2 separate regions of the Homo sapiens genome follow, and region 2 is linked to region 1. A link is a loop called in an ENCODE intact Hi-C map of the cell type or tissue named here. Cell type or tissue: heart right ventricle. All regions are shown on one strand. Links, peaks and the distances in the headings refer to the core of each region. The heading gives the core; the rest is flanking DNA.

Region 1 (5,382 bases), core at 249-5,248:
GGTCTGCACATTAGGTAATGGTAAGATACGTTGACATCAATTTCCTGGTTGGATACTTGTATTACATATACTATTATGTATATAATTATTATATTACAATTACATATACAGTTGTATATTATATATAATACAATAAATGTATATATATGATTATAATACAATAAATGTATATATACAGTTTTATATATAACAACTATTATACATATAATACAATTATATATATAGCTAACATCAGGATAGGCTGGTTGAGGATTTATATGAATCTTTGCTAATTTTGCATGTTTAAAATTATTTCAACATAAAAAAATTATATGGGTCATGTAGTTTTTTGTGCAGTTTAATTCTAGGCACCATAGTTTCTGTTTTAATGGGTGTATTTTCTTCTTTCAAGGAATTGGGATAGTCTGTTGTATTAAAAACCTATTCATTTTTGTACATTAAGATTCTTCTGGCCAGGCGCAATGGCTCAAGCCTATAATCCCAGCACTTGGGAACCTGAGGCAGGCAGATCACCTGAGGTCAGGAGTTCAAGACCAGCATGTCCAACATGGTGAAACCCCATCTCTACTAAAAATACAAAAAAAATTAGCCAGGCATGGTGGCACATGCCTGTAATCCCAGCTACTTGGGAGGCTGAGGAGGAGACTCACTAGAACTCAGGAAGCAGAGGTTGCAGTGAGCCAAGACTGCGCCACTGCACTCTGGCCTAAGCAACAGAGGGAGACTCCATCTCAAAAAAAAAAAAAGATTATTTCTCTAACTTACTGGTTTATCTTTTATAGCTTATTTCAGGTGATTTGTTGTGTTTGTCTATAGAGTAAAATAACATGTCTAATGAGTTATAATTTAATGTCCTTCCATTCAATCACTGTATTTCAAATTTATTCCAATATTTTGGAATAAGCTTCCAATATTTTAACTTAAATAGGGAAGGTCATACTTGGTATTTTCCTGACCTCAGCTGGAATGCCTTCATAGTGTTCACATGAACACATTTGGCCTGAGAGAGACTTATTATGCCGAGAATGTGTGTAACCCTTTTTACTTAGGAATTGTGGGTGGAGTTTTTCCCCCCGCCCAAGAATGATTGTTAATTTCCGTCCATCATTTTCCTTTGATTGTTCTTCATCTCGAAAACAAATAATAAAATAATAAAATAAATAAATAAAACTTACTGGTCTTCTCACCTATTTTCTTGCAGTGCCTTTAAGCAATGCTCTGCCAATATCTTTTTCTTAATTATTATGGAATGCATGGGACCGTTCCATGCCTGATTATATGCAGAATGTTCTTTCTACAAGTGAGTTTTTGTAGTATTTCTGTACTCTGCCATACTAGGGCATTTCTCTGTTTTCAAGGATCTCCCAACCACACCGCCTCTACCACATTTATCTCCTGCTCAGCCTCCACTCCAACTGCCCAGACCTCACAGCTCTTGTATTCAAACTCTATCGATAAATCACCGAGTATGAGGCTTTACTCACAGGAAATTACTCTTCTGGCACTTCCTGACTTCTTTATGTTTTCTCACTCTGCACTTCCTCCCTGTTCCTCCGCTATGCTTCACCCTGACTTAACACAGTTTTGTCAGCCAGTGAGAAACATGTGGATCTGTGAATTCTATCTGTCTCCTCGTTATTCTGAAAATGGAGTTTGCATGGACTTTTCCGTTCACCTTATTGCTTTCATTGATACTCAGTAATAGACAAGATAAACTGTTATTTCTCATTGCCTTGTTCATTTCAGAAGTACCAGGTAGAATTTTACAATTCTTGCCTTGATACATATTCCCAGTAATTGTTGAGTGATTTAATTGTATGTTGTCTTGATATTACTTTGGTCATATATTACATTATTTCTCATTTTTGAATATCTGGATTTACATAAATTCTGTGTAATTCAGGTTTGTATTTATCCAAGTTCTCAGAAACTACAACTGCTGTAATTGATCATAACTCTCCTAATACAGGTGTAACTAAAGTGAGAGATGCTTTTTGACTCATGAAAAAAAGAAGACTGTAGACCAAGTCTCAATAACTTCCACTTAATCCTATAGAAAGTTAGCCAAGATAATGTACACCTTCTTTAAGATTCTTATAAGGAAAAGATTCCATTTTGTTTCTTGAAATGAGGTATTGCTTTGTCGCCCAGACTGGAATGCAGCGGTGCCATCATAGCTCACTGCGACCTTAAACTCCTGGGCTCAAGGGATCCTCTCACTTCAGCCTCCCGAGTAGCTGGGACTACAGGCACAAACCACTGTGCCTGGCTTCATGAGAAAAAATTAAATATATAATGGTACTAGGTAAAATAATACTAAATAAGAAGTAATTTGAATGCATACTATATTAACTCTGGAATAACGATACTTAAGTAAAAGAAAAGTGTTCGTTACAACAAAGGGAAGCTTGTAGTTCAGAGGATAGCTAAATTAAATTTGTTGCAGGCTGTGAGAGACATAACAAACATAAACACATGAAATATGTAGATTTTTATATTTTTATTGAAAATTGGATAGAAATATTTGGTTTGTTCAGTTGGAACATGTGAGTTGATTATTATGCATATAAATAAACAGACATTCAGTGTAGGGGCCAGCCCTACAGGGTCTGTGGGTCTTTCTCCCGTTGTGCGGAGACGAGAGATCGTAGAAATAAAGACACAAGACAGAGAAATAGAAGAAAAGACAACTGGGCCCGGGGGACCACTACCACCAAGATGCGGAGACCAGCAGTGGCCCCGAATGCCTGGCTGTGCTGATATTTATTGGATACAAGGCAAAAGGGGCAGGGTAAGGAGTGTGAGTCATCTCTAATGATTGATAAGGTCACATGAGTCACGTTTCCACCGGACAGGGGGCCCCTCCCTGTTTGGCAGCCCTGGTGGAGAGAGAGAGGAGACAGCTTATGCCATTATTTCTGCATTTCAGAGACTTTTAGTACTTTTACTAATTCTGCTACTGCTATCTAGAGGGCGGAGCCAGGTGTACAGAGTGGAACATGAAAGTGAAACAGGAGCGTGACCGCTGAAGCACAGCATCACAGGGAGCCGGTTAGGCCTCCGGATAACTGCGGGCGGGCCTGACTGATGTCAGGCCTTCCACAAGAGACGGTGGAGCAGAGTCTTCTCTAACTCCCCCGGGGAAAGAGAGACTCCCTTTCCTGGCCCACTAAGTAACGGGTGCCTTTTCTAGGCACTGACGCTACCGCTAGACCAAGGTCCGCTAAGTAACAGGTGCCTTCCCAGACGCCGGCATTACCGCTAGACCAGGGAGCCCTCTAGTGGCCATGTCTGGGTGTGACAGAAGGCTCGCACTCTCGTCTTCTAGTCACTTCTCACCGTGCCCCTTCAGCTCCTATCTCTGTATGGCCTGGTTTTTCCTAGGTTATGATTGTAGAGCGAGGATTATTATAACATTGGAATAAAGGGTAATTGCTACAAACTAATGATTAATGATATTCATATATAATCATATCTATGATCTAGATCTAGTATAACTATTCTTATTTTCTATATTTTCTTTATTATACTGGAACAGCTCGTGCCCTCGGTCTCTCGCCTCGGCACCTGGGTGGCTTTCCGCCCCACAACTCAGGTGTTGCAGATAAATTCATTGGTGGTAAAATAAAACGTTTGTATAGGGTTTTGGAATTCAAATCTTTAAAATCACTTCTCTGAATTTCCATTAGATGATTATTGCTACCAATAAAATTTTAGTAGGTAAACACAACCACCTTCTAAGAACTTAGAACTCTCAGACTGGGCACGATGGCTCACGTCTGTAATCCCAGAACTTTGGGAGGCCAAGGCAGGCAGATCACCTGAGGTCGGGAGTTCAAGACCAGCCTGAGCAACATGGAGAAACCCTGTCTCTACTAAAAATACAAAATTAGCCAGGTGTGGTGGCGCATGCCTGTAATCCCAGCTACTCAGGAGGCTGAGACGGGAGAATTGCTTGAACCTGAGATCGCGCCATTGCACTCCAGCTTGGCAACAAGAGAGAAACTCCGTCTAAAAAAAACAAAAAAGAACTTAGAACTCTCCAATATTAAATGGCCAGTTCCCTCAGAATAAAAACAAACCAAAATATTGCAACCAAAGTGAACTTTGAATAATTAATTCAATTGTTACACTTTCTTCTTAAGTTGTGAAGAACTTCAAAATGACGTGACTATATAACAATAGTGAGATGCAAACAAAGAACAAAAACTACCACAAAAGAAATTGTGAATTTCATTCAGCAGCTTTACTGTTAGTCTTAATATGGTGCTTATTAGGAGTTGGTTTTGCATTGCTCAGTAGCAGAGATATAATTACAGCTTGTTTTATGTGGTAATATAATATAAAAGTATACCCTCTCTAGCCTTGTCTACTGACAGAATTACGTGCAATGTCACAGCAAGAGCCTGATGTATCTGCCCAGAATTCTTGTTTTGATCTGTAAATCTCTAATAGTAATTGTGAAGAGCTCAACTCAGTATGGAAACTGATCTGGTCACGCATTTTTTTTCAGCATCTTAAATAAACAGCACAGAGTCTGAGGCCACACTATGCTGGACACACTGTAATCGCACAAACAAAATTGTAGGGCTTTGTTCCAAGATGGTGTTAAGACTTGATCTATGGATAAGATCAACTTGTGGGTGATTCAGAGGTGCACCCACTAGTTCCCTGCAACCAGAAATGGTAAACCTACTTGTCTGTTTAAAGATGCTTGAAACAATATTGCAGAGAGAGGATGGTGAGACAGTGGAGTGCTGTATGATGGTGAGTGTTAAACACAATTTGATTTATTAAAATTAAGTTGCATTCCTTGGATACAAATAGTTCGTTTTAAAAAATAGGCAGAGTATTACACTATTTTTTTTATTTATTTTTTGTTCTGAAGACAGAGTCTCACTCTGTCACCCAGGCTGGAGTGCAGTGGCAAGATCTCAGCTCACTGCAACCTCCGCCTCCTGGGTTCAAGCAATTCTCCTATCTCAGCCTCTGGAGTAGCTGGAATTACAGGCGTGCACCACCATGCCCGGCTAATTTTTGTATTTTTAGTAGAGATGGGGTTTCGCCATGCTGACCAGGCAAGTCTGGAACTCCCGGGCTCAGGCTATCCACCTGCCTCAGCCTCCCAACATGCTGAGATTACAGGCCTGAGCCACCGTGCCCGGTCACCCCATTTTAATATATTTAATAAAACCAAATAGTCAAAAAGTTAAGATGGATTATTTATGGGTGTTTGGATTTTGAGCAATTTGTAATTCACTAATTTTCTTTTCTGTTATCCAAAGTGTCTACAATGCTATTAATAATATCTATTTTTACCACTATATAAAAATTAATCTTCAAAAATTACAATAAGATATCACTTTACACGTACTAGAATGG
Region 2 (5,329 bases), core at 330-5,329, 55 kb before region 1:
TCTGTCGCCCAGGCTGGAATGCAGCAGCACGATCTCGGCTCTCTGCAAGCTCTGCCTCCCGGGTTCACGCCATTCTCCTGCCTCAGCCTCCCGAGTAGCTGGGACTACAGGTGGCCGGCACCACACCCGGCTAATTTTTTCTATTTTTTAGTAGAGACGGGGTTTCACCGTGTTAGCCAGGATGGTCTCGATCTCCTGACCTCATGATTCGCCCACCTCGGCCTCCCAAAGTGCTGGGATTACAGGCGTGAGCCACTGCGCCCGGAGATGCCCATCTCTTAAAATAAAAAATAAAAAAAAAAAAAGAAAGAGAGAAAGGAAAGGAGGCAGGAGGGATCCTGGGAAGGCAAACAACAGCTATTGAGCGCAAACCAAATCCAAAACTTCTCCACTTGCCTGTTTTATCATTAGATTCTTAGATGTGGGCTATCTGGTTAGTGACGGGAAGCTGAATTAATTCATTAATTGATTCACCAAATAACACACAGAACCCTGGGGTGGAAAAGAGCTCAGCCCATAAGGTAAAGAGAAGATGGGCCAGTGTAGATGGGTCAGAGTGTGAAAGAGGGAGAGATTTGGACAGTGAAATCCGCAAGCCCTTAAAGATAGAAGATGAGGTGAGTCTTTATCCTGGGAGGTATGGGAAGCCTTCAAAAGGTTTTAAACAGAGAGTGGCTTGATTGGATGTACATTAGAATAACCACCTCCCCTACCCCAGAAGCTTTACTGTGACAAATGGATTGGATGAGTCCAGACCAGGAAGAGACGTATGTGACCATAAACAAACAAATAAAAATAAATTTTAAAAAACAGGCAGAAGGATCTTCACAGAACTGGACCTTGAAGAATGTGTTTGCCAGGAAAAGAGAATGAAGAAGTACGTTCCTATTGGAGGGAACTGCACGTATTACAGTATTTGGCCCTTCAGGAAGGCAAGAGGAAACTAAAGGTTAGTAAACCTTAACCCTCTATATGCCCCACATATATAGCTCACAGTGTTAAATCAAGTTTAGCCTAAAGCTGCCTCCTTACATATTTTAAGTTCGGCCTGAAGGTTTTTCTGTACGTCGTGAACTATAACAAGTGGAGGTGTAAACAGAAGGTGGCCTACGCTTGTGCCAATCACCGAGTTTTGGGCAATCAAATGTAGCCAACTGTTCGAACTGTGTACAGCAAACGCCGAGCTGTAATCAATCCAGCTGTTTCTGTACCTCACTTACGTTTTCTGTATGTCACTTTCCTTTTTCTGTCCATAAATCTTCCACCACATGGCTGTGCTGGAGTTTCAGCCTACTCTGGCCCGAGGCTACCTGATTCGTGGATCCTTCATTGCTCAATTAAACTCTATTTATTTATTTATTTAGAGATGGAGTCTCGCTCTGTTGCACAGGCTGGAGCACAGTGGTGCGATCTCAGCTCACTACAACCTCCACCTTCTGCGTTCAAGCAATTCTTGTGCCTCAGCCTCCCGAGTAGCTGGGACTACAGGTGCCCACCACCATGCCTAGCTAATTTTTGTATTTGTAGTAGAGACAGGGTTTTGCCATGTTGACCAGGCTGGTCTCAAGCTCCTGACTTGAAGCCATCCGCCCTCCTCGGCCTCCCAAAGTGCTGGGATTACAGGCATGAACCACAGTGCCTAGCCAATTAAACTTCTTTAAATTTAATTCGTCTGAAGTTTTTCTTTTATCACAAGTCACATCAATCCCTCGGGCCCCTGCTCAAATGCCACCTCTTCCTGAAAGCCATCCCTAAGTAGTCTCTCTAAAGAGCCATCCCTGCCCCTTTCTTTGCTTTATCCTTCACAGCACTTATCACTACCTGAAATTATGCCACACAGCTATTTACCACTTTGGCATTGTGATTAAGCTTATCAAGTATGAAGCCAGACTGCCTGGGTTCAAATCCCAGCTCCACTACTTCCTTGTCATGTGACCTTCCAGCCTATGTTACAGTTGAGGGGTCATAATAGTACCTGTCTATAGGGCTTTGTGAGGATGAATGAATTAGTGTGTGTACCAGTGTTCTAACATCGCCTGCATTTCCATTTTTCCCAAAGCAGCCCAGTTACTTATTAACATACTGCTTTTTCCAGTGACACGTGTTCACAGTTATTAAGTCGATCTCCCGCCAAAATAGAAGCTCTATTTTGTTTTCCATTGTATCCCCAGTGCCTAGAACAGTGCCTGTTGCAAAGTAAGCTTTGAGTTAAAAAAAAAGATGAAAGAATGAAAATGGCAGACTGCCTAGCAGAACTAGCCCTTCCCGATGTTTCATTGTTGCTATAGTGACGATCCAGTCTGCACGAAGATCCCAGCTTCCTTAACCTTGTTCCTACCTCCAGCCAGCTCACCCATTGGCCACCTGTATCTCCTGCTGTAGCAGCCAGAAAGCTACAACTCCCAGCCGGCTGAGCGCCACCAGCGCTTTCGCGTCCAAGTCCCTTTGCTGAGTGTGAGGGCCTGCGCAGTAGAACCCGCGGGCCCAGAGCTCCATCTGAGCATGTGCAGGCTGCGGGGTGTTTCCTTCGTCTGCTGGCGGGAGAGGAGTGGGGAGGAGCTCTTTACCCGCTGAGCATTGTGGGGCCCGCTTGGATCTCCTTGTCCAAAGGGTCTGGGCGCCGGGGCTGCAGTCTCTGGGTGAGGAGGCGGACGCGGGAAACCTGCTTCGGTCTCCATGGTTACGAGCCGCTCAGCGCGCAGGAGGGGGATTCAAAGGTTGGCGTTGCCACAGTAACCCTGGAGTGGAAGGAGACGGGGATTAGAGACCTCGCGGGAGAAATTAGACTAACAGCCTGGGAACTGGAGGGATGGAGGGTGTGCCGGAGGAATCAGTCTGCAGTAAGGGGAGTTGGGGTGATATTAGGGGAAATGGGATGTTTTCAAGGACAGGGAGTGTTTTGGTGAATTCCTATGTAATAAGGAGATTTGGGGAGATCATTGAAATCGACAAGTTACTAGATACTTGGGATGCTCAAGGGGAAGTGGAAACGCAGTAGGATCCGCCCGCCTCAGCCTCCCAAAGCAGTAGGGAAAATTGGGGTATTAAGCTCTTTTGCCATTCTGCAGTTATTATAGAGCTCCTGCTGGAAGCCAGGCACAGTTGACAGTACTGGTAAACAGGACAGATGTGACTATAGACGGAATTGGGGTTTCATGGAGAAGGGGAGGTATAAGAAAAGGGGACTGTTGTCCTCTATGGGAGGGACTGGGAGGCGATTGGGAAGAACTGGCGCTGTAAAGAGAAGCTGGAAGTTTTATAAGGGAATTGAGGTATTATATAAGTTAATTCTGTTGTTATTTATAGAAGGCCAACTCAGTAGCAGCCTCTAGGAAGCACTGAGGATTCCTCAGTATGCAAAGGCATTTAGTGATAGAGTTACCAGATTTAGGGGGAAAGCAATGGCCAGTTAAATTCTAATTTCGGAAAATGCATAATATTGTAGTTACTCTCTGTTGTTTATCTGAAATTCAAATTTAGCTGGGCATCCTGTATTTTATTTGGCAGCTCTCATTATGGTTAATTTAAGTGTTTGTGAAGAGTGGGTTATTATAGGGGAAACAGGTATTATAGAGTAATTGGGTTGTAGGAGGAGCTGGGGATAGTCAGGAAAAGTCGGAGTGTTGAAGCTAACGCCAAGATCAGCACTGACTGTGTGCCAGAGACTATGCTAAGTACTCTTATTTTTAAAAACGTTTTATTATGGAAAGTTTCGGCCATATACAATTGTTTGCTTGTTTTTGAGATGGAGTCTTACGCTGTCGCCCAGGCTGGAGTGCAGTGGCATGATCTCTGCTCATTTCAACCTCTGCTTCCCGGGTTCAAGCGATTCTCCTGCCTCAGCCTCCCGAGTAGCTGGGATTACAGGTGCGCACCACCACGCCCGGCTAATTTTTGTAATTTTAGTAGAGAAGGGGTTTCACCATGTTGGCCAGGCTGGTCTTGAACTCCTGACCTCAAGAGATTCACCCACCTCAGTCTCCCAAAGTGCTGGGATTATAGGCGTGAGCCACTGCGCCTGGCCCATATACAATTGTTAAACAGATAATATATAATAAAGCTACTTGTACCCATCTCTGCTTTACATGAGTGCTGTTGAGGCATCCCAACATTCCTATGAGGTAGCGTTACTGTCACACCCCCATTTTACAGATGAGGAAACTGCACCACAGAGAGGTTAAATAACTTGGCCAGAGGTGTTAGAACCAGAATTTGGACCCACACAATCGGGCCCCAGAGTCTGGGCTCTCAGCTGCCATATCACATGTAACCTCCGTCTGGGAAATGTGAGTAGGGAGTGAGGCATGATGGGAGCAACAAGAGAGTAGTAGTAAGGTATAAAAGGAAAGGTAGGGAATTGGGCCGTTTGAGCATTGTGCAGTTGTTATAGGATTTTTATTTTTATTTTTTGAGACAGAGTCTCACTCTGTCACCCAGGCTGGAGTGCAGTGGTGCAATTTTGGCTCACTGCAACCTCCACCTTCTGAGTTCAAGCAATTCTCCTGCCTCAGCCTCCCAAGTAGCTGGGATTACGGGTGTGCGCCACCATGCCTGGCTAATTTTTGTATTTTCAGTAGAGACGAGGTTTCACCACGTTGGCCAGGCTGGTCTCGAACTCCTAACCTCAAGTGATCCACCCGCCTCAGCCTCCCAGAGTGCTGGGATTACAGCCGTGAGCCATCGCCCCCAGCCAGTTGTTCTAGGATTTTTATAAGATGTTTTGGGAGACTGGGGGAGTTACAGAAGAGTTTGGTGTTTTGAAACATTATGGGAAGTTGTATAGTTGCATTTCAATAGAACAGTAGCAGCTAGCCACATGTGGGTGCATTACATTAATTATAATGAAATAAAACTCAGCACATTTCAGGAAGCGCCTACCGTATTGGATAGTGAAGATCTAGAGCAGTCCCAATGAGTCTGGATAACAGGGATTTAGGGTAACCAAGGGTTAAGGCACAAGCAGGTGCAGCCAGTTCTAGGCAAGATTGGGCAGCATCCAGGCCACATCCTCACTCCTGTGATAACAAGACAGAAGTCTCCACTTCAGCCTCTTGATTGGTCACGGGCCAATCCTTCATAGGGTGTAACCAACTGGAGGCCTCTAAAGGGCACCTAGGGGTGTTACCAAATTCTTTTAGCTTAATGAAAACTCTAAAGAGCACTGCAGTCAGGGGCTCTTGAGCTACTTGCTCAAGCCCACTCCGACTCTGGAGTGTACTTTCACTTCCATAAATCTGTGCTTTCGTTACTCCGCTCTTTTGTTGCTTTGTTTGTGCATTTTGTTCAATTCTTTGTTCCACACACCAAGAACCCTAACAACTCACAGTCA

What was found. Peaks named below come from ENCODE experiments on the same cell type or tissue, not always from the same donor. Only the 100,000 strongest peaks of a DNase experiment are listed, where the experiment ranks them.
Region 2: it touches region 1 in a loop (3-fold over the local background); 43 of 110 quality-filtered maps call a loop at or near these places.

What each region holds. Positions count from the first base shown.
Region 1 is chr19:48,257,030-48,262,411 of GRCh38, forward strand. CARD8-AS1 (CARD8 antisense RNA 1) reads left to right here. Exons shown (of 2, transcript NR_040599.1): 2 at 1-1,165. Among named protein-coding and RNA genes, the nearest start is that of CARD8, 3.8 kb to the left of the region's middle. RefSeq lists an enhancer at 2,906-3,105 and a silencer at 3,078-3,258. In heart right ventricle, for the core only: a CTCF peak has its summit at 3,316 (motif pointing left); DNase peaks (open chromatin) are centred at 2,952 and 3,272; H3K4me3 peaks cover 2,049 bases; H3K27ac peaks cover 2,620 bases.
Region 2 is chr19:48,201,506-48,206,834 of GRCh38, forward strand. It overlaps LOC124904734 (a long non-coding RNA gene), which reads left to right and starts at 2,656. Exons shown (of 2, transcript XR_007067282.1): 1 at 2,656-2,717. It also overlaps a transcript of CARD8 not described here. RefSeq lists an enhancer at 2,585-2,754. In heart right ventricle, for the core only: no CTCF peak of the experiment used is centred there; a DNase peak (open chromatin) is centred at 2,506; H3K4me3 peaks cover 1,822 bases; H3K27ac peaks cover 1,748 bases.